2 separate regions of the Homo sapiens genome follow, and region 1 is linked to region 2. The links are chromatin loops, found by intact Hi-C in ENCODE. Cell type or tissue: mammary epithelial cell. All regions are shown on one strand. Each heading gives the region's core, and the rest is flanking DNA. Links, peaks and the distances in the headings are about the cores only. Region 1 has its middle 51 kb from the start of RERGL. Region 2 overlaps PIK3C2G (phosphatidylinositol-4-phosphate 3-kinase catalytic subunit type 2 gamma).

Evidence for each region. Hi-C counts contacts between places; a loop is a spot of excess contacts. Peaks named below come from ENCODE experiments on the same cell type or tissue, not always from the same donor. Only the 100,000 strongest peaks of a DNase experiment are listed, where the experiment ranks them.
Region 1: a loop joins it to region 2, with 14 times the contacts of the local background. A loop is called at or near these places in 15 of 110 quality-filtered maps.

The regions. Positions count from the first base shown.
Region 1 is chr12:18,132,814-18,149,609 of GRCh38, forward strand. No RefSeq gene overlaps it. Among named protein-coding and RNA genes, the nearest start is that of RERGL, 51 kb to the left of the region's middle. In mammary epithelial cell, for the core only: a CTCF peak has its summit at 7,369 (motif pointing right); a DNase peak (open chromatin) is centred at 9,028.
Region 2 is chr12:18,312,650-18,329,445 of GRCh38, forward strand. It overlaps PIK3C2G (phosphatidylinositol-4-phosphate 3-kinase catalytic subunit type 2 gamma), which reads left to right. Exons shown (of 33, transcript NM_001288772.2): 6 at 1,313-1,415; 7 at 8,313-8,383; 8 at 12,386-12,449. Among named protein-coding and RNA genes, the nearest start is that of PIK3C2G, 60 kb to the left of the region's middle. RefSeq lists a silencer at 7,386-7,680. In mammary epithelial cell, for the core only: a CTCF peak has its summit at 7,574; a DNase peak (open chromatin) is centred at 7,582; H3K27ac peaks cover 368 bases.

The sequences.
Region 1 (16,796 bases), core at 4,640-9,639, 180 kb before region 2:
ACTGCACTCCAGCCTGGGCAACAAGAGCAAAACTCCACCTCAAATAAATAAATAAAGAAAAATAAATAAAGAAAAATTATGCACAAGAGATACATGGGAACCAAAAATTATAGAGAATATACATGAGAATAACAATGTTTAAAATAATTCATATAGATATTGATATTAAACCATGTTCTAAAAGTAACCCTTTCTGTGTTGAATACAACATGAGATAACTAAAGTAGTTTAAATTTGCGAGAGTGGCATAAATTTCCCAATGTATATCTAGTGATAATCTATGAAAACAGAGAATATGGGTTAAACAAGATAAAGGTAAGTTCTGTGTAATCATAAAGCAATTAAATTATTCATCTATGTAGATACTCTCACCTCTTCTAAAGTCTCCTTTAGGACCATAAATATATACATTGGACAGGTAATATTTCTTTTTAAATTATATTTGTACGTGGTAAATATTTTACAAAATATTTTAATCAGACAGCTGAATGTTTAATTGTCCTCTAGATTAGCCCAGCATTGATGATAAAAAGAATTGATGATGATTATGCTGTGCTATATTTCTCAGTTCAGTATTGATATGGTTTGGCTGTGTCCCCACCCAAATCTCACCTTGAATTGTAATAATCCCCATGTGTCAAGGGTGGGGCCACGTGGAAATAACTGAATCACGGGAGAGTTGGTGTTCTCCGATACTATTCTTCTAGTGAATAAGTCTCATGAGATCTGATGGTTTTATAAATGGGCGTTCCCCTGCACAAGCTCTCTTGCCTGCTATCATGTAAGATGTGCCTTTCTTCTCCTTTGCCTTCAACCATGATTGAGGCCTCTCCAGCCATGTGGAACTGTGAGTCCATTAAACTCTTTTTCTTTATAAATTACACAGTCTTGGGTATGTCTTCATTAGCAGTGTGAGAACTGACTAATACATCTATTCCATTAAAAAATAATAATTTTCATGTTTAATATACATAGATATGAGTGGTTTATTTGTCAGTATAAGCAAGAGAATTTTAAAAGATAAGACCAATGACTGAATTATTATCAGACAATATTGCTTCAATTCTGATATTTAAAGGCAAATAGTATTTTGGTTTATGTATAATACAGTTGTAAGTAAATCCAAAAAGCACTGAATGATGCCCCACTATAAGCACAGAATCTTCTAATATGTAGCAGACTATAAAAGAAACATCTTAGAATTTTAAGGTGTATAAAATCTAGTTGAAGAAGGAACATATGCTATAAAAGAGACCAGAAACTCCATGGCACCATGGCACAGGATCTATAATTGTACTGAATATGATGATAGAGATGTGTGTGTGTGTGTGTGTGTGTGTGTGTGTGTGTGTGTATTGGAAAGGTGTCAAGAAACGCTTCCTAGAATTAGTACTTGAAAGGAGTAGCTTTATCAACTGAAGCAGACGGTGAAAACTGTAAAGTTCTCCTGGAAAATGAGGCAACAAAAGTAAGGCATTGGGCTATGAAGTAGCTTGGGATGTCTAGGCTAAAAGCAATTTTGTGCTGTTGAAAAAGAAGAAAAGAGAGTCGGTCAAAATGAATTTGAGAAGGCCGGAAGGATCCAATTCTTTTCAAGTGTGGCAGCGTATGCCATTTGAGGAGTTTAGAATTTAGGAAATGGGAAGGTTATGATAAAGTTCAAACAGAGGATAACATGCTTGTATTTAATTTTTAGCATCACAATTCTGGAATGAGTATGGAAAAGTGGACTTAGCATTTCATTTCCAGTATCCAGCAGACTAAGAATTATCCAAACAACTCTCTCCATTGAAGAAACTATAGTGCCAAATAAAATATAATGAAAATATAACATTGTTAACAAACAAAAGCAATAATTTTGAAAGAGAAAAATGAGGATATCCTAGAGATAAGCAAATGTTAGTGCCAACTTAAACACTAAGTATACTGTAGTTGCCAAAAAAAATAGAGTCTTGAGTTGTTACCTAGGTAATACCAAAGGACAGATAACAGGATATAAGTGTTTAGCTTTTACTTTTGTGTATGATGGAGTAGTTTGAATCTAACTGATTTTCAATTTAATAACAATTACAGAAGCAGAGGGGGGCACATAACTACTTGATGACACTGGGGAGCAATTAGGAAATGGAGTCAGGAAAGAGAGTGACTGTAATGCTTGAAACAAAAGAAACATACAATAGGCTCCACATTGATCCACATTTGTCCTTGAGGCGACCTTCCAGTTTGTTCCATTCTAGTGGCACAAACAGAGATGAGTGGTCTTATTGGTCTGAGGAGACAACAGGTTGGAATTCACAGGTGCCAGAGGACTTGGAAATTAGAGAACAAAATCCTGAGACAACGGGACCAGAAGCTTGACGTTTGGAGAATACATTAAATATTTGTATTTAACTCATGCCTGAGAATTAGAGGAAAGTTTTCTCTGGAGTCAACAGAGTGATTAAACGTAGTTACAATGGAATCCAGCTGTGTTGTCCAACATCTGCATGTCAGAGGTATTGTTTCCTGTAGACCTTATTTGGACTTTATGGGAGGTTGTCTAGAGGTCATTTAGGAGGTTTTTCTTCCAGAGAAAGTGTCCTCAGCCTACAGAAGAGAATCACTGGAAGTAAGATAGGAAAAGAGCATTCCAGAGGCTATGCATTGCCCTTTAAAACTATAAGAATGTTTCTGACACTAGAGAACCTCCAAAAATCTGAAAATATCTCCATACACAAAAAAGACAGCTTTAAATACCCGTTAAGCCTGGAGAACTCCAATATCCAATCACAAGGCGATAGAGGCACTTTTTGTTCCGAACTTTTCCACTCTCGCTACAATTCCCTCTCACTCTGCTTGGACTCTGCCATGTAAGAAGTCTCACTATCCCGTGGCTTCTACGCTGGAAAGGAAGCTCCTCAGTTAACTGCCCAAATTTTTAGCCAACAGCCAAGATTAATGGCCAGTCATACAAATGAGTCATCTTGGATATGTATCTAGCATAGTGGGCTCTAAAATACTGCAGCCTCAGCTACCATCTGACTACAGCGACTCAGATACCAAAAACATGAACACTGCAGGCAAGGCTTTTCCAAATGTGTGACCTATAAAATCGTGCACAAAACAAATAGTTTTTTAATCACTAATTTTTCGAGGAATTTTGTATATATCAATAGTAATTAGAACAAGAAATCTCTGATCATCCGGATTATTCAGGAAATATTTGCTGCCCATTGATGTTAAAGTTAGTCATAAGATTTGCTTTGGCCAAAGAAAAGACGTGAAATGAGCTTGTACATTGGATTTTGCTCTCTTGCATCTCTGACTTTGTAATGAGAAAATAGTTGTGCCCCTTTAGATTGGACCACAGAATTAACACATTAGTAGCAGTGAGGACCCAATTCCAAGCAGACATACAGCCTGAGAAACAGCTACCTACTAGATGTAAGTCTGCAGACATTAATGATAATTCCTTACTGTTTTATTTCAATGAGATTCTGTGACTGTTAGGCAGGATTTTTGCAACAGTAGTAGCCTGGTAACAGAACTTAATCTGAAAACAATATACATGTATTATTTGGAGTGGAGTTGAAAATCAGATGGGGGGAAACTACGGGTCAGTTAAAGTAATGAAGCAGTGATGACATAAAGCTTGTGATCGAGGAAGGTTCCTATAAGAATTGTAGCTACCTGTAAAAACTTACAATTTCTTCTTTGAAACAAAGGAAAGAAAGCAGTGATTCCAGAAAGTGAGACAGCTATGAAAGAAGGCTGGGTTTCTAGGATAAAGGTTATAGACTGCGCATGATCGCAGGAAACTATTGTCACACATTTTAAACTCACCCACAGAAGATTTTACAATTTATGGCAAGTAAAATATACTGGGGACTATAGCTAGTGACCTCATCTACATTCCTCTAGCCATTACATTTTTCTATTGGAAAGGTACATATTGTTGTAGCTCACAGACATGAAGCGTGATCTCATGTGGACTCTCCAACCTCCATTTTATCTTAATTAAGGCAAGAAACTCTATGCTTTCCCTACTTCTGTAAGGTCAGAATATAGGCTGCATAACCATATTCTGTAACAAGTAATTGAACACATTTGTGTTATAATTGTCCAGCACTAGTTTTAAACCTGACCATTAAACAGTCATAACTGTATTATGTGAGGTCTTTGCTACCATTAACAGATTATAATTTTGTTCTTTGAAAGGGTAGCTTGATTTTAAGAGTAGTTGTCCTGAGAGAACTAATTTTTTTACTTCTTAAACAAGTATTGGGATTTTCCTATGCTAAGAAATAACAGATCCTCTCTTAAATATGAAAGATGACTTGAACGACCCATTTGTAAATGTTAGTGTTCAACCATAAAATACTTTCATTTGCAAGAGCTCAGACAGCTGCCCCCTGACTAATCAAACTTAGTTGTTGTACAACTGAATATGCTAATTTTTTATTTTTTCATGTTGATTTTCATAGTAACACTCCATAAATATCATGTTTTTACTTTAGGGCCTTTTACACTAACAGGGACTACGAGAGGGTTAATTTGGTTTTGTTAAAATAAGTAGACCTTACCTAATAGGACTTACTCCAGTCTAAAATTTTCTATTACCTAATTTCCTTTTAACCTCATTTATGGGCCTAATTATCAGAAAAAATATACACATAAAAAAATTTAGTGCAGCCTAAATTTAGTGCAGCTGCCTTAAATTATATTTGGATCAATATGAAAAAGCCACAAGAGAAAAAAAAAGATGGCCCTATGATGACAATAAAGATGGTTTCAGTGTTTGTTCATATTTATTATTTTGAAAACTTGGGGTCATTTAATTAAGTCACCTTATCTTTTGCCTTAAATTCTTAAAAAGACAGCCATATTAATTCAGCCAAAGAATTACTTTGGAATTTTAAAAGTCTATTGATTTGTTTTCTTCTAAAATCTCTTCAATGAAATCTATCCTTGGAGAATTCTATAAAAAGAACAAAAGATGTCTTTGCAGTCTTGGCTCTTTCAGACACTTGGCAGTTTAATGACTCATTGTACTTATAAATGTCTCTGATTAAGCCCTTTTATTTTTATTCTGTAATTTAATTTATAACACTACATTTCACACAAAATTTTCTCATCCCTGCTACTTGATTTACCACTAAGTGTCCACTTATGCAGCGGACAGTCTCAAAAACATCAGATATGTTTTCTCTACTTGACCTCTGATAATCTTGTATAATACATCTGTTCTTTCAAATGAACAGTGACGTGATTTTTTTGCATATAAGATATATTTAATATGGTGTATGAAATCATTTAAGTAAAAATCAAACTTCAGTTGCAGATACAGTGATATTGATAAATATTACTAAAGAATGAAAGTAAATATTAATTGTATCCCTTAAACACAATTTTATTTGGATCTTGTAGAGTGACGTAACATTGACATGGCTGGTTTGTTTACTGGGGCATTAAAGTTTCCCAAAGCTTAGTTTGTTATAGCAGATCAGAAAATGTTGAAATATGATTTTATATAGTATTCTTTTTACTGAGTGTTCAAATATGACTTTGCACTAAAGCACAAGTTGCAATAGATATGAAATTATGACACAAATTGCCAGACCAAAATATAATTTTCCAAAGAATAGCTATGACACTTGGTTCGAAGACCAGTCTGTTCACCTATAGGTGAACCCCCTCACCTATTCTGAGAAAATAAAATAATCAAAGCAATTTCACAAAGAAGTTTTCTTTGGTGAGGGCTTTTGCTTCACCTTTGAATTGGGTGTATGACTCCTACCTGGAAAATCTAGAGAACAAGGAATGTTTCAGTGGCAGATCCAAGGAATACCATTGCCATGGGATAGTTCTGCACCCTAGGAGTTTTCAGACGTGTTACATAAATGTTTCCCAGGGATGACAGTCTTGCATACTGGGGAGCAGAAGGAAGCTGGAGCTGTGACTCTTGATACCTAGGGGCTGAGGAATGGGTCACAAATCATCAGCCACATCAGGCAATTTCAGGGGAGAGGGACCCAGCAGATATCCCTCCTGAAGGCCCGGAAAGAGTTCTCTTTAACTATCTGCCAGACCCCAGAAGCTAGAAAGAATCTACAAATGAAGATTATTACCCCATTACTTTCCCTCTCCTCCCTCCCTCTATGCTGAATGTGATGGAAGACAGAATTGAAGCTAACTGTGGTGAATCCACCTGAAACAAAATATATTACAAGATTTCCATAATTATCATATTAGTACAAATTCATTTTAATCAATGTCAGGGCTCGGACTTAACTGGAGAACTGGAGCTTCAAATCAAAGGAATAGTAATTTGCTTTTCATAAGATTTTTGATTCAACAGCCATTGACTATTAGCTTTTGAAAAGGAATACTATGTCTTACATGTTTGTTCTTTCCCTGATTATGCCTAACATGAAATAGATTCACCTTTAAATGTTTGGTAACTGATCCACTTGTGGAGGCAAAATGTGGTTTAGAATAATTAAACATTCAAAATGGTAAAAGTTAATATTTCTAGTTATATACATGCTACGAGGGAGGTTATTATTTTCTCCAGTATCAGAAAAGGAAATAAATGCTGAGAAACTTTCATTTCCCCAAAACACATTTCTGGCAGAGCTAGAAGTGAACGTTAGCTTGACTGACTTCAAAGGCTACCCCTTTTCCACCACATTGCATCAGCCATAGTGAGCCAAATTAATTAACTTACAAACCTACATATGCACTAATGTAGCGAATTAGAACAAAATCAAGCTGATCATATAACATCCAGCTAGGTCCCCTTACAATATCTTTGATAAAACACAAAACCAAACACCAGTATCTCTCGGAGCTTACCCATTTGATTGGTTTAAACAAAACTGTGTTTTAATTTGTGTGGTTTGTTACAAAACCAAGAAAATTCTGGAACTAATTTGTCTTAAAATATTTATAACAGATAGAATCCATTCATTCACATCTATATTCACTGATTCATTAAGTATTTGTTAGGTCAGCTATGTGCCCGGCACTGTTCTTTTCTCTAGAATTCAGCTGTGAACAAGATAAAAATTCCTCTTTTCATGTAACTTACATTTTTATGGGAGAGGCAGACAATAATCATAAATAAATGAACAAGCAAATAAGATTTGTAAGTGGAATTCAACTTACTAAATAAAAGCCTTCCATTTAATAGATATTTTCAAAAACAGAATATCATAATTAAATAAGTTCTAAAGCAGTTGTTCATTATATAAGCGTTAAAAAATGTTGATTCATTGGTTTTATATATATTTGATCTTACTGAGAGAAAAGTACTAAAAGATAGTGCCTTCATGTTATTCATGGATACTAACTCAATATTCTTAGCAGCAATATCTTAAAAGACCACAAGATGGTGACATTACTCTATACATACAAATCTTTAACTCAAATGTTAAAAACCTTCAGTTTTTCCAAAGCAAAACCTAAAGTTTTTACTATTCTGAAAACAAACAAAGGATTTCAAAAGCAACTGTTGCAATCATGTTAAATAGTGATTTTCCTATTTATATTTTTTAAAATCTATGAGCTGTTTTAAAACAGCACTATGACTAAGTCAATCAACCAGAGATTTGGCAAGCATTAAGGTTTCACTCTTAAAATTTGCTACCCAAATTATGGTGGCTTGTCTGTTACATTCACACACAAAATTTTTTCTCATTGTGTATTTGCCTCTTTTTTGGACTTCCTTTGGTTGTCCTTGATAACAAATTGTAGAGTGGTTGAGTATATATCAAAATAACAAAATATTTTCACATCAAAAGAGATTATTACATTGATGGTTTCTGTTTATATTAAATAAATTACTTGTTTCAGGACGATATTTATAATTGTCAACAGCTAAGAATTCCAACTAGCAAAACATTCCAAAATAATTAAATATGTCTCCTCATTACATCGGATGTGTTCTTTTGTCTATTGACTTGCCTGCATCAACTCCGCATCCGACTTCACTCCTTACCTTCACCTCTGAATCACAGAAGAATCCCTTTCCAAGATGGTCCTAGGTCAAAATCTGACAATGGGAGGATCTCAGTTGAGATCTGAGAAGAAAAGACGGAAGGCTTTTTTTCTGATGACAGTTGCAAACAAGGGATATGGCTAAGTAGCAAATGGGAGGTTTGCAGCAATATCCAAAACAATTTCTGTAAATCATGCATCTCAGTGCTTACGGGCACCTGGGATCTGCAGGTTTTCCCAAGATTGTTCAAGGTAATAACATTTTGTATGGGGGTTCTGCAAATTTCACATTTGAGGGTTGTAGGCAGCTGAAAACATGGCCTGCAATGTAATTTTTATAGCCTCTAGCAGCAATTTTTCTGACCTTTACTCCCCAGTCCAGTTCAATGGATGCACAAACCTCTAATTTCCTGTGTTACAGCCAATACTTCTTGGAATACATAAAGTGCATCTGCTTTCTGCATTTAACTCAGACTAATATACCACCATAAATTCCAAAGAAGTAAAATGAGAACAGACCATGTGAAACTGTTTCTATGTTTAAATTACCAAACTTAAGTGCATACGATGACATAACAATTTCAGAAGTATAGTTCTAATAATAATCCCAACCAACCCTTCTGTCAAAAACAAGCAAGGGACACAGATCCATAGTGACTGTGAATTCCTGCTGGCAATTTTGCAAGAGAGCTTTTCTTGATGATAAGGAGTGTTCCTTAGACTCTTAGGCTTGTTTCCTGGGAGTTGCCTCCCAGTCCTTATTCTTTTGATTTTATTCTCTGGATATTGTGGGTTTTTTGTTTTGTTTTGTTTTTTTCTCCTCAGCTACATCTGAAGAGCAATGCCTCTTGTGAGCAGACACGTAGGAAACTTAGGCCATTATACATCTTGAAGAGACACTCTTAATTCGGGCTGGTTGTGCTTGGCAGTATAATCCTCTCAAACATTATTGAACTTTTGTCCATTTTATTTGTCTAAGTGTTGGAAATGTGCCAAGAGAAACACCCACAATTATTTTCATGACAAGGCTCTGTCTAAAGTCATCAGGCTTTCTTGGGTGAGCCAAACTCTTAGTCATTTTGCTTTGAGCTATTTTCCTCAACTGACACATTTACTAGGATCACGTTGATCCATTTAGTGTTTTTAATAAAGGGCATTATGAACACACCTTGAATTGAATTTTGTTTGTAGATTGAAATTTAATCAGCCTTTGTTGCTCAGAGTATTTTTAAATGAATCTTTAACTGATTAGGTATGCAGAGTTGTATCTTTCAATATTGCAAGATTATCTCTAATAAATTGCATTTTCCAATTATTCAATGCTAAAGTATGAAAATACAGCAAACTTTTATATTGTCTGGTATCCATAAACTTTGATATACTGTCTTTCAATTATAATTATCACCTTTAGAGTCTACATACAAAGGTATATTGTTTTTATTATTGAATATATTATTTTGTTTAATACTTACAACTCTGTATTTTTTATTTACTTTTTTGTCTTATTTTACTGGCCAGGACACTCAGTACAATGATGAATGAAAATCATGTAGTCTTCATTTATTCAATATGTTACAGACAAAACTATCAATGTGTCAACATTAGATATGAGACTGGCAATAGGTTTTCACATAAACATTTTATAAAGAAAGTTTCTCTCCACTCCTAGTTAAAACAAAAAAAAATTTGATTGCCCAATATAAACCCAACTTTCTCATTTATATATTATGCTTTTAAACATAGTATGATGAGAGTTTTTAAAAATATTTTGTGTAAAATATTTGCATTTCTGTTTTAAAGAAAAGGAGCCTATGATGTTTACTTCTTGAAAAGTCATTGTCAGGATATTGTACCAAGGTTTTGCTGCTCTCATTAATGAGTTTAAAAGCTGTCCCTCTTTTTCTACTCTATGAAAGTCTTTAAGTTTGATACATTTTTTTCCTTAAATATTCAGTGCAATTCACTGGAAATGTCTTGAAATTTTTGAATTTGAAGATCTCACATTATGGTTTCATTCTGTAACAGTTTTTAAATCAAGATTTTCCCAACTCTTTTTATTTCTGTTTTGGTTAAGTTCTATATTTAAATAAATGTGCATATTTTATCTAAATTTCCGAATTTATTAACCTATACTTGTTCATACAATTCTCTTTATAAATGAATAATATTTGGTGATGTCTCCTTTTATGCTCTTGATGTTAATTTAAAAATGTTTTCTTTTCTCTCTTTTTCCAGATCTAGTGATCTGGAGGCTTATTAAGTTTTAGTGCCTTTTTTTGAACCAAACTTTGCCTTATTTAATGTTTACTAGTTTGTGTTGTCTATTTCATTAATTTAATTCATTAATAATTTTCTCAATTTATTCACTTACTTCCACTAATTTATTCTCTTACCTTTATTATTTTTCTTCTTTTGTTTTCTTTGATTATATTTTGCTGTTAATTTAGATTACTGATCTTCAGGTTTTCCTCTTTTCAAATATTTCTATTTTAGCTATATATTTCTAAAAGAAAGGAGTCAGAGAAAAAAGAGCTGTCAAAAATTAAGAGTGATGAACTACGTAATAATGCTAAAGAGGTCAAGTAAAATAGTAAGAACTATTCAATGCACTTGATATTAAAAATTAAATTGCTGTGTATTCAGAAATATTTTAATGAGATAACTGATAATTCTATTATTGCTTCATCCATGATTAAATTCATGCCTTTTCTAGCAATCAAGCCTTGGCCCTAGATGGAAAATTCCATAAGGTTATCAGTGGCCTCATTCAAAGCAAACCCTTGTCTCGTTAATGTTTGTTATCACCATATTTCTACTTTGTTTGCACCAAATTGTTTCTTCATAGAATTTTGTGGTATAGAAAAGTAAATCAATATAATTTTCTGAGCATGTTGGGAATATTCTCAATAAAGCAACTCTAAATATATTCAGACTTTTTAAGTAAAAAATTTTATTTCTATGAATTAAAAATTCAGAATTATCTGTAATAGTTTATGCATGGGAATATTTATTCACTATGTTAAATCAAATTTCTAAACATATTAGAGCTTAAAAGGCAATAATGTCATATTAACAATTAAAATCTAGATGAATATTCAGGTGATATGTAAAAATTGTATAATGACCTATTGCTATGATCTGAATGTGTCCGCTAAAATTCATATGTTGAAATTTGATTGCCAATGTAATGGCAAATAAGTGAGGCCTTTAGGAGGTAGTTAAATCATGAGGAAAGTGTAATCATAGACGGAATTAAGGATCTTATTTAAAAATGTGAGGAAGTGGGTTTGCTCTCTTTTGCTCTTCTGCCATGCAGTGACAGAATGTTCATCCACTTTTGCCCTTTCCAGCCCTTTCAAACTGTATTTCTTACAGTTTCATATTAAGGGGGAAAAATCTTCATTTTCTTATGTCTTGCACATGTTCACAAGACATGTATAAACATATTTATCCCTTCCTTGTTGATAATAAAAGTGAGAAAGCAAGAAAAAAACACCAAAATTCTCACAAATAGAACAAAAAAATGCTAAAACTTACTAAAATATTTTACAGCTGCAAAAGAATTTTATGCAAACATTTAACAAGTATTTATTGATGTGCTATTGTGTGCTAGGTATTCTAAGTGCTGAGGACAATTAACAAAACATACACAATTTCTGGATTCTTATAATCTGTTATAGTAAGGGAATATACACTATATGAATAAAATAATTGATCTGTTTATTTTTAAATGATACACAATGTAGAGAAACAAAAAAGAATGAAAAGAAGTACAGACTATTCTTACAATCTATGTTATAGTAAGGGAATATAGACTATATGAAAAAAAGAATAATCTATCTTTTTTTTCTTAATGACACACAATGTAGAGAAACAGTAAAGAATGAAAGAGGTACAGAGTCGTGGGGCAGAGGTAGTGGAGGTGGCTAAATTAGAGTCCCGTATTAAACCTTCACTTCAATATTGGATCACAGAAACAAATTACATAAAGTTAAATAGTCTAATAATATTTATATAAAATTTTTAGCTTGCAATATTACACATATTTACAGAACATCTATGCAAAGGAAACAGAAATATATTGTAAAAATTTGAAAGCATTTATCAGGTTAGTAAGCACTGGATTCATGAGAGTGATTACATCTCAGAATAGCAAACTATAGGACTGGGTTTAGTCAAGGAAGGCTTCAATTCTGGGGTGTTTAACCTCTCCTCAAACAATATTTAAAGAAATGACATAATTATTAGACACTGCTGAGTGAAAGATATTAATATATGAGTGCTTATTACATTGTCCTCTTTTGTTTCAATATTTTGGTTTTATTTTGTTATAAAATCTTTATTACCGCCATGATCTAACTAACTGAACTAACCAATCAAGCTTATTTTGTAATATAAACTTCAAAAGAACTAAATTTATGTATTCAGGTTTCTGGATAGGAGTGTGATTAGAAGTTTCTACTTGTTATTATACATTTTAAAGTTTATACAAAAATGTGATTCATTATTTCATTTGCAATCTCAAATTGATTGAACTAATGAGCTTCGAGGGGAGGTAGAGGGAGAACAGACAGTCCCATATGAACAAATCAGAACATTATAACCATAGTAGCACTAAACACTTGTATAATGCATACCATGTATGGTGTACTCTTTTCATTTTACTTTTGTAAACCAGTTTAAGTGCCACTATAGCCTGTGAGGTAAATGCTACTCATGTCCCAATTTTACAGGTGAGGTCATCTAGGTAGTAAATGGCAGAGCTATATATGTAAAGCACTTACTAAAATCCTTGGGAAACATTAATTGCTAAAGAAATGGTCATATTTATTATTGATATTGTCATTGCTGCTGGTACCCAGGTCATGTTTTCTTATCACGGATCTTTTGGTGTTGAGGCCCATTAAGGAAAACAAAGAATAGTCAGGCTTGACAGAATTGTAAAGGAAATATCTTTTTTCTTCACCATAAATTCCTGATAGCTCATAAAATATGTAATTTCATTTGTTTTGATACGTGAAAAGAAAAAAACGTGATCTTCTCTTGATTCTCACTAGTACCTTTCCATATGTCTCAGCTCCTGAACTACTACAGCCCAGCTCTTTTCCAATCCATTTTCCACATTGCCATCAAGTAGCTTTCTATCCCGTAAATTTCATTAAGAGTCCTCTTTTTAAAGCCTTGCAATTGCCTACTGGATAAATGTCAAGCACTTTTTCACAGCACACAAAGGTCTCCATGAATTTATCTCAGACTTTCTCTTCAACTTTATTGTTCATGGATACCCTTTGAAAACTTCTACATCTGACTTATCAAAGTCAGAAGTACATTGCTCAAATTTGTAATGCTATTTCATAACTTCCTGCCTTGGCAAATTTTGTTCTCTCTGCCTGGAAGTTATAAACGCGTCTTTCTAAACTTAGTTCAAGAGTCTCCCCTGGAAAATCTCAAAAATAGTTAATTAACTTTCTCCATTGTCACATGCTATATTTTGCATAGAAAAATATTTAGCACTTACAATACTTTTTACTCAAAATTATCGCCTATCTAAAACAATAATTCATAGTCTCCATGTTATGAGAAACTATCACTATCTTTAGGAAAGAGAAAATTTATTCCCACAGGTTTAAAAAATGAAATATTTACTTTTCAAGTAAAAGAATGTCAACTTCTGCCTATATTAGGAGAAACAAAAGAGAACGTTGCAAATAAAAAAAAAATTATTGCTTCATTGGCTCAACACCAGCTATGCACTGGTGATACAAAGATAAATAAGGAAGTCCCTTCCAATATTACACAATACGTAGAATGGCATTGAATTGTAATTGCATGTAACTCATGAAAACGCATGCTGTTTTTTAGGACCTAACATCCATGTAAATTATGACTCCACTATATCTTCAAACAACAATGAAACATTAGGCAGCATGCACTTTCAGTCAAGTTAACTGTATATTATACTCCAAGACACTACCATACATGTAACAGTAATGGATAAATTATAAAAAGTTAAAAATTATAAAGATATCAGGTAGTCAAAAAACAAAAGAAGTGCAAGACAAGGGTGGGAACTGAGCTCATTATTTCAAGCCATGCAATTCCTTAAATTATTTCTTATGAAATGAAGCCAGATAAAATTGCCATGTTCTGCTGCTACTGAAAATTATATGAAGATGCAAAGTTTTCTAGTATCACTGTTGGACAGGAAATCAGAATTGCTAATCTAAGATTTCATTCTGCACTAGAATTCCTAAACAATTGAGTGCAGTCAACCAAAAAGCTAAAAGATATGCACAGTTTACAGAAAGTGAAAAGTCCTACTCCACTGAGCCTGAAATTAAAAATTCCAAAATAAATAATCAAATCTAACAATGAGAATAATGATCCAAAACACTAACACTTGAAAGCTGCTTTCACACCAGATAAAATGAAAACAACCAAAGTGTTTTAAAAGATAAAAACAGGAGCAAGTATGTTCAGTCTGTAGAAAGCTAAATAAAAGAATCATTAAAGAATCAACTCCAAAAGTGAAAAAGGGCAATTAAAAATGATATAAAAAGTGAATAGAGAGAATATCTAAAAAATCAACACATTATCTCTAGAAGAAAAACATTCAATAGAAGAGATGTGAACAAAATCAAATAATTAATAGAAGACAATGAGGAATTTTCTTGGTGTGCAGTAATGAGAGACAAGTAAATTTTTAAAATATAAAGGAGCAGCTAAGAGACATAAAGAATAAATTGAGAGTCTTCAACTCTAACAGGAATCCAAGAAGCGTGGCCGAATGGTAGGAAATCATTTAAAGAAACAAAAGCTCAGTGAAATACTTGAGTCTTGACAGAAAACTTACATTCATCAGAAATTAAAGATAATCAATTATAAATGTAGATAGAGAAGAAAGTCAGATCGCTGAAAAGAAATTAGAGACAATTAGACTTTCAATATACTTATCAGCAATAAAAAATACTGGAAGACAAAAGTATGATGTTCTTAATGTGCCAAAGAAAAATAACTTTCCACTGAAATTTCTATTTTTGGCCACACTAACATTCAAGAAGACTGATAAAGATATTTTCAGGTATTAAAAAATGAGAAAATTCATAGTCCCCAAATTCACACTGAAAGGCTTATTAAAATATATGCTTGGCCGGGCACGGTGCTTCATGCCTTTAATCCCTGCACTTTGGGAGGCCAAGGCGGGCAGATCACGAGGTCGGGAAATCGAGACCATCCTGGCTAACACAGTGAAGCCTCATCTCTACTAAAAATACAGAAAATCAGCAAGGCATGATGGCACGCACTTGTAGTCCCACCTACTCAGGAAGCTGATGCAGGAGAATCGCTTGAACCCAGGAGGCGGAGGTTGCAGTGAGCCGAGATCATGCCACTGCACTCTAGCCTGGGTGACAGAGCAAGACTCCGTCTCAAAAAAAAAAAAAAAAAAAAAAAATATATATATATATATATATGTATATATATATATACTTATACAAGAAGAAAACAGCCAAGATAGATAGGAGTAGTCATATGAATATTATGATGTAAAATGGCAAATTGAATTAGTTATTGATTTATGAATCATAGCATAGCTAATTGGAAACTAAAAAATATAAATGATAAAACTAAGATTGTAATTAGTACTACTGGGAGGGGAATGGTTCAGAGTTAAAGGGCTGACGTTTCTTGTCTTTTAAAGATGGGAGAGAATAATGTTGCAAGATTTTAAGTTGTGTTAAAGAACTTAGTTATATATGTATGTTCCACACTTAAAGCTAAGTATTGTAATAGACAAATACTCTATCACTTCTAAAACAACAGAAGCATGAGAAAGAGAGTAAGAATACATATTCTGTCCAAACAAATTTATAAAACAAAAGAAAGTGAGGAATTTAAAAAATAGAACTGGGAAATAAAAAACACAACATAAGTATGTGTGTGTTTGTGTGCATACACACACAACAAATATAAACAAGTGGTATTTATCAATTTATTTAAGAAAATTAAAATAAAACTTCAGACCTAATCTGAATCAAGACAAATGATAAATCTACCTAATCAAGACATATGGTAAATCTACATCTCACTGAAAAAACTGAAAAATAAAAATATTCAGCAAAAAATCCAGAAAAATAATTTTTAAAAGAGTCTATGTAATAACATATAACATAGATCAATTTAGAAAACTGACATATTAACTTTAAAATGAGGGCAAATTTAAATTTAATATAAAAATCAGAGAAGTGAATAGACACAGCACATAACAATAAAAAGCATAATTCAAACATTGTAGTGGGCTCACTGGTGCTCACAGGTAGCTGGTGATCCTGTCTTTCTGGACATTGAAGTTTGTACTTCTCCCCTCTGCAGTGAGTCACTCCTCTGTGATTAATTCTAATCAATGAAATGTGAGCATGAGAGATGTGTGATCCTTCTGAGCAGAGGCAGTCGAAAGCCCATGCATGGTTCTTTAGTCTGGCTCTTTGCCTGCTCTCATAGCTTAAAAAAAAATGAGTCTGGTGTGGTGGCTCATGACTGTAATGCCAGCAATTTAGGAGCCGAAGGCAGGAGGATTACTTGAACCCAGGGGTTCCAGACCAGCCTAGGTAACAGTGAGACTCTGTCTCAACAAAAAATACAAAAATGAGCCAGGTATGGTGGCATGCACCTGTTGTCCCAGCTACTCAGGAGGCTGAGTTGGGAGGACTGCTTTAGCCTGGGAGTTACAGGCTGCAGTGAGCAGTAATCACACCACTGCACTCCAGCCCAGGTGAAAGAGCAAGATCCTGTCTCAAAAAAAAAAGATAATGTTTACCCAA
Region 2 (16,796 bases), core at 5,015-10,014:
AAAACAACTCAGCGAACAGTGTAAGAGCCCTATGGATACCCCAGGGACAAGAATCTAGATTAGACTAACAGTTGGGATAGGAATAGGCACTGAACATATGTCATGAACATACTAACATTCACCATTTTGGCTAGCAGATAGGTACTAAGTTTTTTAAGTATTAAAAACAACGTTAAAATAGAAACATTTAAAAAGAATTTACTATATAGTATAGTAAATTCTATATAATTATTCTACATAATTCTATACATTTTTGTTAATTCATTTTACAGATTAATGGTCTATTTGTCTGGCATTGTTGGCAACAAGCTATGCCAACTATTTACTGAATTTTCCATATAAGTAAAATTATCATCTTAAGGATTACAAGTATCTAATATACTTTTTTCCTCCTGAAATCCTTCATATTTAAGGTCCTTTAAACAATGTGCATTAACATAACTCATCCTTTTCTCAATGACTAAAAGTCACCAGAGATACCAAAATTTAAAGCTGTAAAGGGACTTATATAGTAGAAGCCCTTCATTTCACAGAAGAATCAAATTGTATTTATAAGAAAAATGTTGCAAAATAGTAATTCATTGTGCTCTTCAGTTAATTTGTGCTTGATAAATATTTATAGGCAAAAAAAGAAAGAGAAAGGAAGGAAGACAAAGAAATATAACAGTGCCAGTAGAAATTTCTGAAATAGGTATAATTCTTTTGTTTATTCTGCTTGCTAACCCTTTGATGTAGACATTACTATTCCAACTCTAAAAGAGAAAATATTGGGTTTCAGATAGTTTTAGTTTAATTGGCCTTCCTAAGGTCATCGAGCTAGTAAATCTGTCTCTAAAGCTCGTGACATTTTCACCACATCCCAATGCTTTCTTGAGACAAGGTCTCCACACAGACATAATGGCATCAGTTAGACCACCCAGAAGCATGCTGTCATCAGCTTTGAACCCTGAGATGGCTGGGTAAAACTAACTTAGAATATGCAAAGTCTTATTTGTTAAAATTTATTGTGATAATTCTAAAGGTGTCTAATCATTTAATCATTTTCTAACTTATTAATGCACATAAAAATTTCACATTTCATCATTTATATCTATATATCTATATTTCCTGTCATATTATTCATTTATACACAAAAATATGTAATGCATATATATTCACACACACACACACACACACACACGCACACACACGCACACACTCAGTTTTTACCAAACTAAGTTCCAAAAATAAAAGAAAATGAAGTCAGAGAGGAAAACATGTATTTGGGAATATTATGGGAGGATATGATTGTGTTCATTTTTTCCTCCTTCAGCGACCACTGTTTGGGGAGCCACAAAATGTTTCAAAAAGATAAATCTGTTATTCAGCTCCACCTGCAGAAAAGTAGGGAAGCTCCAGGAAAGCTATCTCGAAAGGTAAGACTTTCTTAGCATTGGTTTCAATTGGCAAACTGACAGTTTTAAGGACAATATTTCTAATTTTTGAACTATTGCCAACTTGGAATTATATAGCTTAATTAATACATGTTTATTTAAATATATTCATTGAAACATGATGAAATATCTTATCTAAATATAAATACCTGTTAATGATTTGAACTGATGCAATAACATGAACACATTACTGCAATCTTAGTGTTATGGACTGAATGTCTGTGTCCCCCCAAAATTCATAAGTTGAGGCCCTGGGTGATAGTATTAGGAAGTGAGGTCTTTGGGAGGTATTTAGGTTTAGATGAGGTCATAAAAGCAGAGCCCTTATGATGAGGTGGTAAGTGCCCTTATAAAAAGTGTTTAGAGCGTTCTCTCTGTCTTCTTCTTTCTCCCTCCCTCTCCCTCTCTTTCTATCACTCTCTCTTTCTCTTTCCTCTCACTAGGTTAGGACACAGCAAGAAGGAAGCTGTCTGCACACAGGAAAAGGGCTCTGACCCTGATTATAAACTTTGCAGCCTATAGAACGAAGAGAAATAAATGTATGTTGTTTAAGCCACCCGGTCTCTGGTATTTTGTTATAGCAGCCCAGGCTGACTAATACACTGAGTATAACAAATCTGTTGGTTTCTTTCAAAAATCATCTGTGAGACACTTATTAAGGTTATCGTATTTATACTTTTCACATATCTTCTTAGAAGTAAATGAAATAGAAAATGTAAAGGGGAATCACTGAAGGCAAAAAAATAACTTGTTTTCTGTGAAGACTGTTTATGTCAACACAGCTTAAATTAGGACAGATAAACTTTCATAATATATATAATAAAGCTACCTAGAAAAGGATGACTGTGCTTTGACGATACAGTTTCATGCTGTTAGATGCGAATTTTATTCCCTGTGTCATGTTGTGAGTTACTTCCAATTCAAACTGCACAGTATGCAGTGAACTTTGGTATTATGGCAGTTTTTATCTGTAGAATCTTCAAATTACTTGCTTTAAGCAAAAATCCTCTCACCCTGTCATTTATATTAAGTAACAGATTTCCAGTGGATGTTTTCTTTTTTTTCTAGTATGAAGTGTTTCATCATAAGAAAATTTCAGGTAGTACATTAGGTTGCAACATATCAATGTGGAACATAACATAATGAGGCCAAAAGACAGTTGTTTAGAAATATCTTTTGGATCTTGTGCTCAACTTAGCTGCTGTTGACAGCTCCAAGGCTATACATCTGAAATCTCCAGGAAAAAAAATGTTATAAAGTGCAACTGACCCTGTCAATATTAAACTTAAGATTCTTCAAATTGCCCTCAATGTTGAGAAAAAAAAAGCTGAAATCATCATAGTTCATTGGAGCATGGGGGAAGAAGATAAAATGTATGATTCTAATTTGGATGCTGCTAAAATAATAACTTATCGGTAGTAATTAACAAATCACTAACATTTCAGACTCATGTAAATTAAGGTCTGTTTAAAAACTCTTGTAACTCTATTATTCTGATATAGGGCATACATACATGTCTGAGACTTTAACATTTCTATCACATTTAATCTTTTCAATAATTCTATAAGGTAAACACTATTAAAAATAAGGAAACGGAATCACAGGGAGGTATCAAGACTTTCCCAAGATTAAAATCATGAAACTGACGAGCAGAGAAGTACAGATTTGAGCACAGTCAGTGGGTCTTCAGAGCCCATGCATTCCTACCAACTTAAATGGGAAATATACTCAGAATTTGCAGTATATTCTCAAAGGTTTTGGATGTGTGTTTCAAGGTAATTGGTCAAAAATTCTAGCTTCATGCATCCACGTGTGTGTGTGTGTGTGTGTGTGTGTGTGTAATTTTTTTCCACAGCAATATCCATGTAGCTCAAAGTCTGGGGCATGATCGGTGATTAATAACTAACCATATTATATATGGTTATATATTATATTATGATGGTATATATTAGGTGCCAAGTGATGTTCTTAGTCCTTTAAATGAATTAATTGACAGTAACCCAAGAGCAAAGAAGTAATAAATACAACTATTTTTCTATCCTATAAAAATAAAAGAACTGAAAAGTTAAGAGATTATTTAAATCATCCAAAGTTGCACAGCTAGTAAATAAGGGTGATGAGATCAGAGCAAAACTATGTGGCTACAGATCACACTATATGGTAATGTCAGCAAGCGCAGTTACATAGTGTAGCTGACTCCGTCAATATTAAACTTAAGATTCTTCAAATTACCCTCAATGTTGAGAAAAAAAGGTGAGATAATCATATTGCTGTCATCACCGTTGTTGTCATGTCCAGGGACAAGCATATTGTTATCTCTGGGTGTATAATGTGTAGTTCTCATCAGAAATGCCAGTTTTTTAATATGCCATTTGAATCACAGTGGGAATTAAGTTACATAGTTCTTTTTGATGCTTCATGGTTCAACTTACAAGCTTATCCATCCTACAGTAAATATCACCAATTCTTGGATAATTCAGCAACTCATAGGCAAAGAGTATAAATGCCTTTTCTCATCCACAACTTTTGCTAATATTGATGCTGTTGTTTAAAATGGATAATACTTGAACCCGAGAGGCAGCGGTTGCAGTGAGCTGAGATCGCGCTACTGCACTCCAGCCTGGGTGACAGAGCGAGACTCTGTCTCAAAATAATAATAATAATAATAAAATAATGGATAATACACCTGATGGCAAATGTATTTGTATATTTGTATATCCTCCATTTATGCAATAAGTATTTGCTATGTAACTGCTGTGTATTAGGCCCTACACTAATGCGTAGAGTAGTGAGCAATAGCAATAAGATCTCAGCCCTCAGGGATTCAGGGGATGCAACTGACACTGATTTCCAATTAAAAAGCAGGGGTAACTTCCATGCAGAATATGAAAAAGGCATTCCGTATCCCCATCTCTCTAAGTCTTGATTCTTTTTTTTTTTTTTTTTTTTGAGACGGAGTCTCGCTCTGTTGCCCAGGCTGGAGTGCAGTGGCGTGATCTTGGCTCACTGCAACCTCCGCCTCCCGGGTTCAAGTGATTCTCCTGCCTCAGCCTCCTGAGTAGCTGGGATTGCAGGCACGTGCCACCATGCCTGGCTAATTTTTGTATTTTTAGTAGAGACGGGTTTCACCATGTTGGTTAGGCTGGTCTCAAACTCCTGACCTCGTGATCCACCTGCCTCAGCCCCACAAAGTGCTGGGATTACAGGCATGAGCCACTGTGCCTGGTCCAAGTCTTGATAGTTTCAGGATTTTTTTTTTCGCATTACATTTCAAAGGGGAAGATATTACATTTTATTAAAACTTTAAGGATTTACTTCCAGGAACTGGGATAAGTACTTTATACAGTATATACAATCTAGTAACAATTGATTAATTTAACAAATAAAACTTGTTACATGCCGTTCATAGTACTTGCCTTTTCTAAAATGTAGAGTTCACATCCTAGTTGAGAGACAGACAATAAACAAATATATATAATGAAGTCCTATGGAGATATGTACTCTGAAAGAAAATATGGCCAGCTCTAAAAGTTGAGAGAACCACCTAATGCAGATGGGTAAGAGGGGCTAGTGATAGTGCTTGTTTTTCTGTCTAAATCCTGGAGCACATAGGCCTAGCTCTGATCGTTAGAAACGAGGAATATTAAATTTGTTCATTTGGCCTTCTATAAAAAAGCAAAAATTCTGGTTTCATATTGCTGTATTTCAAATGTTCACTTTTAGGCAAATTGTTAAATCTCTGTTTAATTTCTTCATCAAAAAATGTGAATAATAACAGTTCTTACTTAATGTGGTTATTATGAGAACTCAACTGAGAAATATAAATGAAGAGCTTAAGTCAGTGCCTGCACTTAGTATGACTACCTAAGCAGTAGCTATTGACGTCATAAAATTGGATGTTTCACTGTGTGCTATTTTGGCCCTTTACAATTAAAAATTCTAAAACATTATTAACATTAATTTGCATTAAAACATTTAGAAATTTACTCACTGTGTTGGAAATATTGAGAGAGATGGACATTTGTGTGTTATGTCAAAACAGTATATACACTGCAGTATCATGACTTTTGTTGATATATCAACAATTTTAATATATCACAATTTTTCTTGTAAGCTTTCATACTCATAGAGCAGGATAAATTTTAGTCTTAATTGAAATTTCTATATGTAACAAGAAAGTAAAAGTAAACTGGTTTGGTTTTGAGGTAAGCTTTATAAAATTTTCTTTCTAAGATGTATATGATTTATTGATTAACTTAATATAACTGAAACAGTTTATCAACTTGTGTCTCATCTTCATTATCTGAATTGCCCTATTTTACATAAGTAACCCTTGATTTGTATATTTAATTTTATATATACATCATAAGAAGATAGCAAATGTTCTCTCAGTTTTATTTTTTATAATGGTGTCAAAATTCTCTGTGATTTTCAGGATTTCAGCTGTAAGTAAAACATTTATGAACAATTATAATCTTTCTAATAAAACTGTAAAATTGTCTTGATAGTATTTTTTTCACATAATACTAGGAATATGACTATCATCATTATATTAAATTTATTGATACCATTACCTCGCAGTAGATACTTTAGAGCTTTCTAATTGTGCAAAGCTCAATTCATCTTAGATAATATTTTTATTTTAAACTTGATAATATTATACTGAAATAGTATAATTTAATCCTCATTTCAAGAGAACAAGAAAGTTGTTCTAAAAAAAAAAAAAAGCAGGCCAGGAGCAGTGGCTTAGGCCTCTAATCCCAGCACTTTGGGAGGCCGAGGTGGGCAGATCACCTGAGGTCAGAAGTTTGAGACCAGCCTGGCCAACATAGTGAAACCCCATCTATACAAAAATAGCCAAACCTGGTGTTGTGTACCTATAATCCCAGCTACTCAGGATGCTGAGGCACAAGAATCGCTTGAACCCGGGAGGTGGAGGTTGTAGTGAGCCGAGATCACACCATGGCACTCCAGCCTGAGCGACAGAGCAAGACTCTGTCTCAAAAAAAAATAAATAAATAATAAAAAGCAGGTTGATGATCTTTAGAAATCATCCAAGGTTTCAAAATTTTAAAGCTGCTACCTTGATTAGCTATGAATAACTTAATATTTTTAAATTGGTTTCCCTTTTTGTCTATCTCAAATTTGGTCAAAAGTATGCCAACGTTGTAGAATCATAAAATCAAGATTTTCTTATAGCTCAGGGGAACATTCACGAACATTTACAGCAATAGATTTTTGTATGAGAAAAAAAAATTTTAACTTTTTCCTTTTTCCTTAAGGCCAAGGTATGGCCTCAGCTTTAAGGAAAAGTTAAGTGCACACTATCTTTCATGGACAATTACAGGAATTTTCCTCCAGCTTTTGTTTTTTTTCAAGATCTGTTAATAATTGTGACAAAAAAAGTTTCCAATACATGTATCTTACAAAGTTATTTTTCCTCCAGCCTATGAAGGTATTTAAATTAAAAAATTTTTCTAGCAAAAGGTACTATGACTAATACCGAAAATATTTCTGGAAACCAAATAAATTGGTTTTTAAATGAATATGATTATGCTTCATAGAAAGATGTAACTAAGTATATTCTTTATATTCTTGCTTTGGTTTTAACTTCTGAAAGAAGACAAGTGCCAAATATTACAGTTCAAATCTTACTTATTTTTACTGTTTTTCACTTTCCTATTTTCCCTCTTCTTTTACTGTACTTTTCATGACTACAGTTTAGCTTTCTCTGTCGCAGAAAAAAATTGTCTTGTCACCATCACACTTTTTATTTTAGCTGTCCCAGTGACTCTATATGTAAATTTCTAGAAAGTAAGACTCACATCTTCGTTTCTCAGTCATTCTACATAGTGTTTCTTTTTCACAGCATGTAGTCAAAATATTGTTTTATAACAGTGACCTTATTCTTTCCACCTAACTTAGCTTCCTTCTTCCTCTTCACAAAACAAACCAATATAAAAATTAATTTACCTTTGACATTGGGCCATATGAAGGTTTTCCTTCTGATGTTTTCTGTCCGAATTTCTAATAGTCAGTTTTAAAAATAGATTGTGTGTGTACTGACACACAAGATTACATACACCCTAGGCATTAAGGGACCCACTCAGATCTCAACCTTAATGCCACCGTGTGGTGAAATAGTGCAATTATGTTGAGACATACTGCATTCTCTGCATACTTGCAAAGGGTTTTCATGAATGCCCTGTTGCAGGAGAGCTGGTCAAGAAGTTAAGGTATGCGTGTGTGTGTGCGTGTGTGTGTGAGCACACACATATGGGCCATAGGCATGATATTTTAAGATAAGTAGTTCATGCTTATGTAGGAAGAAAACAAAATGCCAACTCCTAACATTTATACCTACCAGTAATTGTCATTAATTAGCATAATTTAGTGCTCATGGAATGGAAAACTCTCTTACACTGACATTTTGGCGGCAAGATGTGGTGAAGCTGAAAAATGAAGGAGTTGATTATGTGTCTGCCCGCCCATCTGGCAAAATGTCAGGCTTTACACTGCCATGGCACTCATGGCCTAAATGTGAAAACAAAATGTGCATGTATGTGGGAGAACTGGTGGCAAAAAATCTGCCTTCATACTTAGTAGAAGAATTTAATGTTTGACCTTGCTGATGCCACGATGTTTTTCAACTATCTTTCAGGTTTATTCTCAACAAAAGCCAAGCTTTCTGTTTTACTTTTGAAAAGGCTTATATAGTTAAGGAGAGCCTTTTAAGGTCTTTCAGACAGAATATAAAAGCGATGAATGAGGTTTATCAAAATAGGTGAATAAAATGACAGCAGGAAGTTACGGACCTATTTTTATCTGGTACTCATTCCTATTCACTCAATAAATATTAATATATTCTGCTGTCTACAGCATGAAGAGGACCACAGTCAGTTTTATCTGAATCAACTTCTAGAATTTATGCATATTTGGAAAGTATCCAGGTAAGATATTTTATATTTGTTCCAAGACTACTTTCTGATTGAGTTCTCAAATGTCAAATCTCAGTATTTTTCAGTTGATTGTAAAAACTGTCCATTCACTGGGACTGTGGAAGCTATTGTACTTTTAACAGGCAAATTCTGTTAATAATTATCCATTCTTCAAAGTTATTCAGACATATTTGAAGAGCTGCTAACACTTTCCAGAACATTCTAACATTCATTTAAAAAAATCTCTGCTGCTGGTTATTACATTTTCAAGGACTTGTTTTCCCGATTCATTTTGTGATTTTGGGTTTGCATATGTCACTTAAGCTCTTTGTAAAACAATTTTAATACTTCGAAGGTAACCATCTCCTACTTGTTTCTGAAACTCCCTGAAAATAAATGGTATATCATAAATACAGGAGTGTAAATTCAAATTGGAAAACTTGATTGACAACAAATGAACATATCCTACTTCATTCTTATATCTAAATGTATGCATGTATTATTTGGAAGAACAGACTTATTGCGTAGCTAAACTGGGAGTTTGGGTGTATCTGCAGTTAAGGTTGTTGTGAGCTGAACCAGTAGAAAATGTAGTGTGGGAGGTACAGGTCATAAATCTCTAAAGTAAAGGCTGATATAACATATCAGCTAAATTTACGATAGCAAAGACATGGGATCAACCCATATGCCCATCAGTGATTGACTGGATAAAGAAATGGCACATATACACCATGCAGCCATATAAAGGAATGAGATCATGTCTCTTGCGGGACAGAGATGGAGCTAGAAGCCATTATCCTCAACAAACTAACATAGAAACAGAAAACAAAATACCACACATTCTCACTTATAAGTGGGAGCTGAACAATGAGAACACATGGACACAGGGAGGGGAACAACACACACTGGGGCCCATCAGAGTTGGGGAGGGAGAGCATCAGGATAAATAGCTAATGCATGCAGGGCTCAATACCTAGGTGATGGGTTGATAGGTGCAGCAAACCACCATTGCGCACGTTTACCTATGTAACAAACCTGCACATCCTGCACACGTTTCCCAGAACTTAAAATAAAATAAAATTGGCCAAGTGCGGTGGCTCACGCTTGTAATCCCAGCACTTTAGGAGGCCTAGGCGGGCGGATCACAAGGTCAGGAGTTCAAGACCAGCCTGGCCAACACAGTGAAACCCATCTCTATTAAAAATACAAAAATTAGCCGGGCATGGTGGCATGTGCCTGTAGTCTCAGCTACTTGGGAGGCTGAGGCAGGAGAATCACTTGAACCCAGGATGTGGAGGTTGCAGTAAGCTGAGATCACGCCACTGTACTCCAGCTTGGGTAACAGAGTGAGACCTCATCTCAAAAAAAAAAATAATAATTAATTTAAAAATAATAATAAAATAAAATTAAGTTTAAAAATAAATAAAAATGTGAGCTAAAATTGTTTTTAGTGACTATGTTGGGTAATGATTTTGTGAAGTTATTATATATTTACATATATTATCTCATCTAATTCTTTCTAAAACTCTGTGATAGTATATATTATCCTGTTTCAAAACTAAAGAAACTGAAGTTCTGAGAGGCTAAATAATTCACCTAAGGCCATTCTAGTCATCAGTGGCAGGACTAAAATCAGGTCTGCCTGAAATTTACAAAGGACATTTTCTTTCATTAACTATTGTGTTTTTCCATTGCCCTTCTCTGCCACCCTTCCCCCTAAAAACATCCATCTTCACTCCATAAAATCATAGAATGGCTAGGACTAGAAAGGATTTTAGACATAATCTAATACAAATTTTCGTTTTATAGGTAATTACATGATTCCACTATAGATTTCTGTTGTATAACATACAAACAAGGTCTGTAGTTTCCTTTCTCCAAAATAAATCTACCCAGGGGTGGGGGGAACAGAGAGAAAGGGAGAGAAACACACATACACCTCAAATATGGGAAGTTTTTCAAAAAGCAGGATATCCTTGGGACACAAAGGACTTTGCTGGGTTGGTGGAGGGTTGTTGCACCTTTTAAGTCACTGCTACCTGGGGCACAGAGAGGCAAGCCAAGGCTGTGAGAAGAGAGTGAGAGAAGGAGGCTTTCATTCTGTTCTTGTCTTACCCCTGCCATTGCCTGCCCCCTAGCAGATATTTGATGGCCAGTGTGCAGTTGCAGGGGTCCAGAGGGTTAATTCAGGGCAAAGCAAAAGTTCTGCTGTAGCAAGGGTAGAGGAAACATGTCTGGGACAGCCTAGCTTCAGACTTTACTCCTCCATCCCTCCCTCCAATCCCAGGGCAGTGGATTACAGTCTGGGGTGATGCCATCTCCCAGTGCTATTTTGTCTGTGGTAAGGAAACTAAAAACAGAAGTTCAAACACTTGGCAACCATCACACAAATATTTAATCCCATAGCCATGACTAAAACCAAGTATCTAACTCTGAATCAGTGCTTATTCCACTTCCATTATGTTCTGACCCTTCACCCCTTATTTTTCTCAAAGGGTATCTAACACAGAGACATTCTCAGCTTCATAAAGGCCACTGTAGAACTTTACTTTTGGGGATACAATGCTTCCCTGCCTGCCCTCCTCAGAACACCGTATTGGATCACAGAGACATTCTCAGCCTCATAAAGGCCACTGTAGAACTTTACTTTTGGGGATACAATGCTTCCCTGCCTGCCCTCCTCAGAACACCGTATTGGATCATCAAAAAAATCAAGCACTGGATGGCAAGGGCTTTGATTTCAGCCCTTCTCTTTTATGACTCAACTTCCTCTTAGAAGTTGAGCAAATCACTCACCTTCACTACTTCCCAGTGGTTTTTTCTATAAAATAGATACAATATCCAAAAACAAAGTGCTGAAGTGGGTGCATTCTTGGTGGTACTAATAGTTTCAGGTTTTATATAAAGACACTGCCATTGGCCGGGCGCGGTGGCTCACGCCTGTAATCCCAGCACTTTGGGACGCCGAGGTGGGCGGATCATGAGGTCAGGAGATCGAGACCATCCTGGCTAACACGGTGAAACCCCGTCTCTACTAAAAATACAAAACATTAGCCGGGCGTGGTGGCGGGCGCCTGTAGTCCCAGCTACTCCGGATGCTGAGGCAGGAGAATGACGTGAACCCCGGGGGGCGGAGCCTGCAGTGAGCGGAGATCGCGCCACTGCACTCCAGCCTGGGCGACAGCGACACTCCGTCTCAAAAAAAAAAAACCACTGCCATTGCCCAAATCTTTAGTTATTATTTTCCTCCCCTTTCACTGACTTTTACATATTCTATGCATTTTGTCTTTGAACTGACAGAGGGACTCCAACTAAAGTGATAATGTAGAAAAATGAGAATGCAGCTACTGTAAAAATAATGGTGTTTGTTTTAATGTTGCGTTTCTGAGTTGTGTGACTTATGATTCAATTTAAGTCAGGAGTTTTCAAGACAAATAAGAAGGTAAAGTCAATAATGTTTGGGAAAATAATTTTTGAACAGCGAAGCTCAGAAGAATTTCTGCTCAAATTGCATGTCTTCTCCCTAAGCATAGATAAAGCTGGAGCAGTAAGAGAAGCTTAGGAAAGAAAAATGCAGAGGTTTGGTGTCAGAGACAACCCCATCTATTATAAATATAAGCCATTAATTCCAAATGCAATTCTCTACAAGATATGCCATACTTAATATTTCTTGATGTTAATATATGCCATTATCTGCTTATGAATCCCTTTGCAACTTACGGTTTGAATTAAGAGTAGTTTTATATAATGATCAGCCTTTGAGAGGTTTGGTTAATTTATCATGAATTCTTTGGAGTTCTAAGACTTTCAGATATGTTTGTAGTCTATCAAGTTATACAAACTTTATAAGGCACCCTTCTGAGATGTTTTTAAAATTATGTCAACAATAATCCTTTTTATACCATGCCTACGATAGTATCATGGGCAAAACAATTTGTGATAAATGTTTGTGCTAAAGGTAATATAAGTTTTCCCACCCAATTTTAAACAAAGTTTCTATTTTTTATTTTCCAGACAATGTCTCTTAACACTCATCAGAAAATATGACTTCCACCTGAAATACCTATTGAAAACCCAGGTATTGACTTTTGTTACTTTATCCATCAATTCAGTAAGCGTTTTTAACGCATCTACTATTTTTCTAAAACTTTGCAAATTTTGAAGATGACAAAAATGAATAAAACAGAGGATCTACACTTGAAAGGCTTTCATTTCAACCTGGAAAAATAGACAACTAGAAAGGCATATGCAGTAAAGTGCTACAGCTGCTGAGGAAAGACTGTATGTACACAAGATGCATAAGAAAGAATGGTCAGTTTTATCCATTTGAGCTGAATGTTGACAAATGTTGACTGTATGTGTCTCCCAGCCAGAGACGGGCATTGTGAAGGAAGGTGGGGAGTAGAGATAACTTTCGGCAAAGAACAACATGAACAGAGGCACTTTGGGAGTCCGAGGTGTGCAGATCACGAGGTCAAGAGATCGAGACCATCCTGGCCAACATGGTGAAACCCCGTCTCTACTAAAAAATACAAAAATTAGCTGGGCGTGGTAGTGGGTGCCTGTAATCCCAGCTACTTGGGAGGCTGAGGCAGGAGAATAGCTTGAACCCGGGAGGTGGAGGTTGCAGTGAGCCGAGATCGGGCCACTGTACTCCAGCCTGGTGACAGAGCAAGACTCAGTCTCAAAAAAAAAAAAAAAAAAGAGAGAGAGAGAGAAAAGAGTCAGGAACCAGACTGCTGTGATTAGGAAACTATGACATTTGAAATGGCTGCAGTTAGTGTTCAAAGTTAGAGGCTGGAAAAAAAATCAGATGAAAGAAGCAGACAGGGGCCAAATTATGTAGGATCTTATGGACCTTTTATGGCCAGTTTTATGATGTTCTACTTTGTCAGCTGATGACATGGAGCCATTAGGCAGAGTAGTAGAATGACTGATGGATGATTAGAAGGACATTTCATTAGCCCAAAGAGATGATGAGGGCATGGACAAACACTCTACTATAGGGATGATATGAGGGGACAGATTCATAAGAAGTGAAAATGTGCAATTTACATGATTTGGTGAAATTATGTGCCTAGAATAACTCAAAATTCTGGACTGCTGACTGACTCTGTGGAGACATCAATTCACTATAATAGTGAAGAGAGAAGGTAGCATGGCAGAGGGAATGATGGGTTCATTATAAGGCCACTGAAATTTGGTCACCTATTGGGCACTGAAGTTGTGATCTCCATTAGGCAGATTATTTCTTACAGCTTCTTCTTCCAGGGAAGGTTTAGCCTTCCACAGATAACACATCATATTATTACAGAATATTGTGAGTCAGGGAACATTTTTTAAACAAGTGACTTCTTTCTTTCTGTTAAATAATTGATTCCTGATATAAATAAAAGGGTACATAACTCAGATAATAACTATTTGTAATATCAATAAACACTAAATATATCTGAAAATAATAAATTCTACTTATTGATGTAGATACTGAAATCATATGTGACTTCCACATAAATATGTAAAGACATGGAGACTACAAATACAAGACTTAGGTTTCTCCCTAAAGTGTAATCCTCTCACCCTAATTCTATTTTTTCTGCTCCAGCCTGGTCTGAGTCTGGAAGTTTAAAATGTGGAATGTGAAAAGAATCCACAATTAGCTTGTTTTAAGTCTCATAAAAGTGTTTTGGTTAGTACCTCTAATCAGCCTTGTGAGAGTCATTCTTTCTCATGTAGAATGTGAAACTTACCAGGTTACCAGGATATATTAAGACTTAATTCCTAGAGTATTTTTGTCTCTTTACTATGTGTAGAAATACTTTTGAGGTTATGGTAACCTACTTATGAATGAATTTTAGTTATCTAAATGTCTCAGCACTGCTCACATATCATAGACATCTTTTTTCACACACAAATTATTAATAATTTATAACAGTTCTTAATTTCCAAATTCAGAAGTTTGATCTTATTACTTATGTATGAAGCCTCCTATATTTCTAGTTTGAAAGAAATGATTGACTATTGTAAATTTTTCTAATATGACTTAAAAGTTGGCAAAATACCAAAGAAATGCTGTCTTTCCATTATCACTGGCAAACAGCAATCATCACTCGCAGCTAAATTATTTTATAAATAGGTCACAGTGTATGTGATTTTCCAGATGAACTCAATCCAAAACAATGAGTTCTTTAATGAGATTTTTGCCTATGAAACATCAATAGTAAATATCTTAGAAATGAGGACAGACTATGATATTATCAGTTCACAATTTTGCGCTTTCTATTCATTTGACAAGTACATTAAGTAGCATTTCATCATGTCCAAAACAGTGTCAATTGGAAAAATAATGTTTTTTTCATATTTCCCAAACTTGGATTATTACACATGATTTGAAAAAACAACAAGCATGCAGCTGAATAAGTCAGACATGAATATTATTGAATAATATGAATATTTTAAAGTACCAAATATTTTCTTTCTTGACAATTATTATTTCAACATATTTTAGATGATAACAATTTTAGGCCAGGCATTCTGGCTATTATGTCAAATGGCTAGTTTTGTATCTAATTTACAAAGAGCTTTTTCACTGGACATTTTTTCCTCTCTTCTATTCCATTAAAACCCTGAACTATAGAGAATATTTTTGAATTCATTCTGTATTCTTAATTTTATAGAAATTGAATAATATGAATTCAATAGGAATTTCAGAAATATTAAGAATGGAAAAAAGAGAATCCTCCCCCCCAAGGTATCACTGAATGCTTACTTCATGCAAATTATGAAACTGTTTACTCACTGAAACCAAGAGAAATGGGAGTTCAAACCATACTCTGAAGTTGTCGATGATCTAGTTGGAGAGACAGCATATCCACATAAATAATATACACAATGGTGTCTATACAGAGCAAAGCAGTATAAAACTAAATCGTAGCCTTGGAGAAAGAATCAACTTCTGATTTAAAATCACTTCTTCCTAGTAGTCTCTAATATGTTGTCTCCAAAATTCTTTATTAAAATGCCAGTGAGGATCATGGTAGGAAGTCCCTACCATGAATGACAAATTTACACTAGAATCTAGTAATTGTTGAATTTATTGTAAATTAGATGAACCAGGGTTGAGGAAAAATCAATTCATGCTTCAAAATGTGGTTTAGCTTCATGAAACATCGATCTGGTCAGAAAATAACTGAGAACCCCTAAGTCCTTCTACCATCTAGCCCATGACTCAGAGGCTATACCAAGTAGATAACCAGGAGAATATGACATCTCTAGTGTTCAGGTTTAAGTAATTCAGTGAGGAGGGCAAAATAATCTTATTTAACACTTGCTCAAGACCAAAATCTAACTGTATTCATCTAGAGAGAGAAAGAAAATTCCATATATGAGTAGAAAGAAAGAGGACACATAGGGATTTTATATTTAGCTTCTTTTAAACTGAAGCTCTCTTGGTTACAAGCAAATCTATTGTTAGACTTTCAGAAGTTCCAATTTCAAACATAACTTAAGCCTAATGGTAGTCTAAAACAAAATTTAGGAGCAGAGATTCCAAAGTCAGATAAATGTATAAGTCAACCCTCCACCACTATGGAAGTTTTGTATTCGACCTTCCTCAGATTTATATGATTCATCACTAGAGTGAGGATAATAAATATAATATAATGATGTTTTAAATAATTAATGAAACAATGGATATAATGGGCTTAGTATAATATAGTGATGGAAGATAAAACATTTTTAAGAAAAGGTGAGTACCCGTGTTACTTTACTGCTACCGTTTCTATCACTATTATTCAAGTTGAGGATTGTATAGAATCCAGAAGAAAATTTTCACAAAATTGATTTGCATTCAGAATAGAACATAAGTAAAGGTGGGAAATGAGCAAAAAAAGTGTAAGAAAATTGGATAAAATTAAGAGGTAACAAGGAGCAGTTGCAAGGTTGCAAAAGAAGTCAAGGAAATAAAGGCAATAATTATTTATTATTATACAGCACAGGAAAATGAAGCACAACTGCAGAATTGAAACTGACCTTAAAAGAAATAAAGGGCAGATTGTACTAAAAGTCAAAGCTATCATGTATAGAACACTCTCAGACTTGAAGAAGTATAAAAAAATTAAAAGTAGATTATCAAAATAGAAGATAATCACTAGCCAACATAATCTGTGTTGCTAATGAGATGGAGAAAACTAGAGGGTTTTGTGCGAAGGAATAACATGATCTGACATTCTACTAGTGATTTATGTACTAAATTATATAATACATGAAGAACACACAATTAAAGAATAATAATAGAAAACCCACTCTTATTAATAAATTAAGGAACAAAATATTTTTGGTATCACACACCTGTTTGCCACTTCATGTCTCCTCTCCTCTATGTAAAAGGTCCTATTTGATGAAAAGGATTTTGTAGACTTTCTTTATC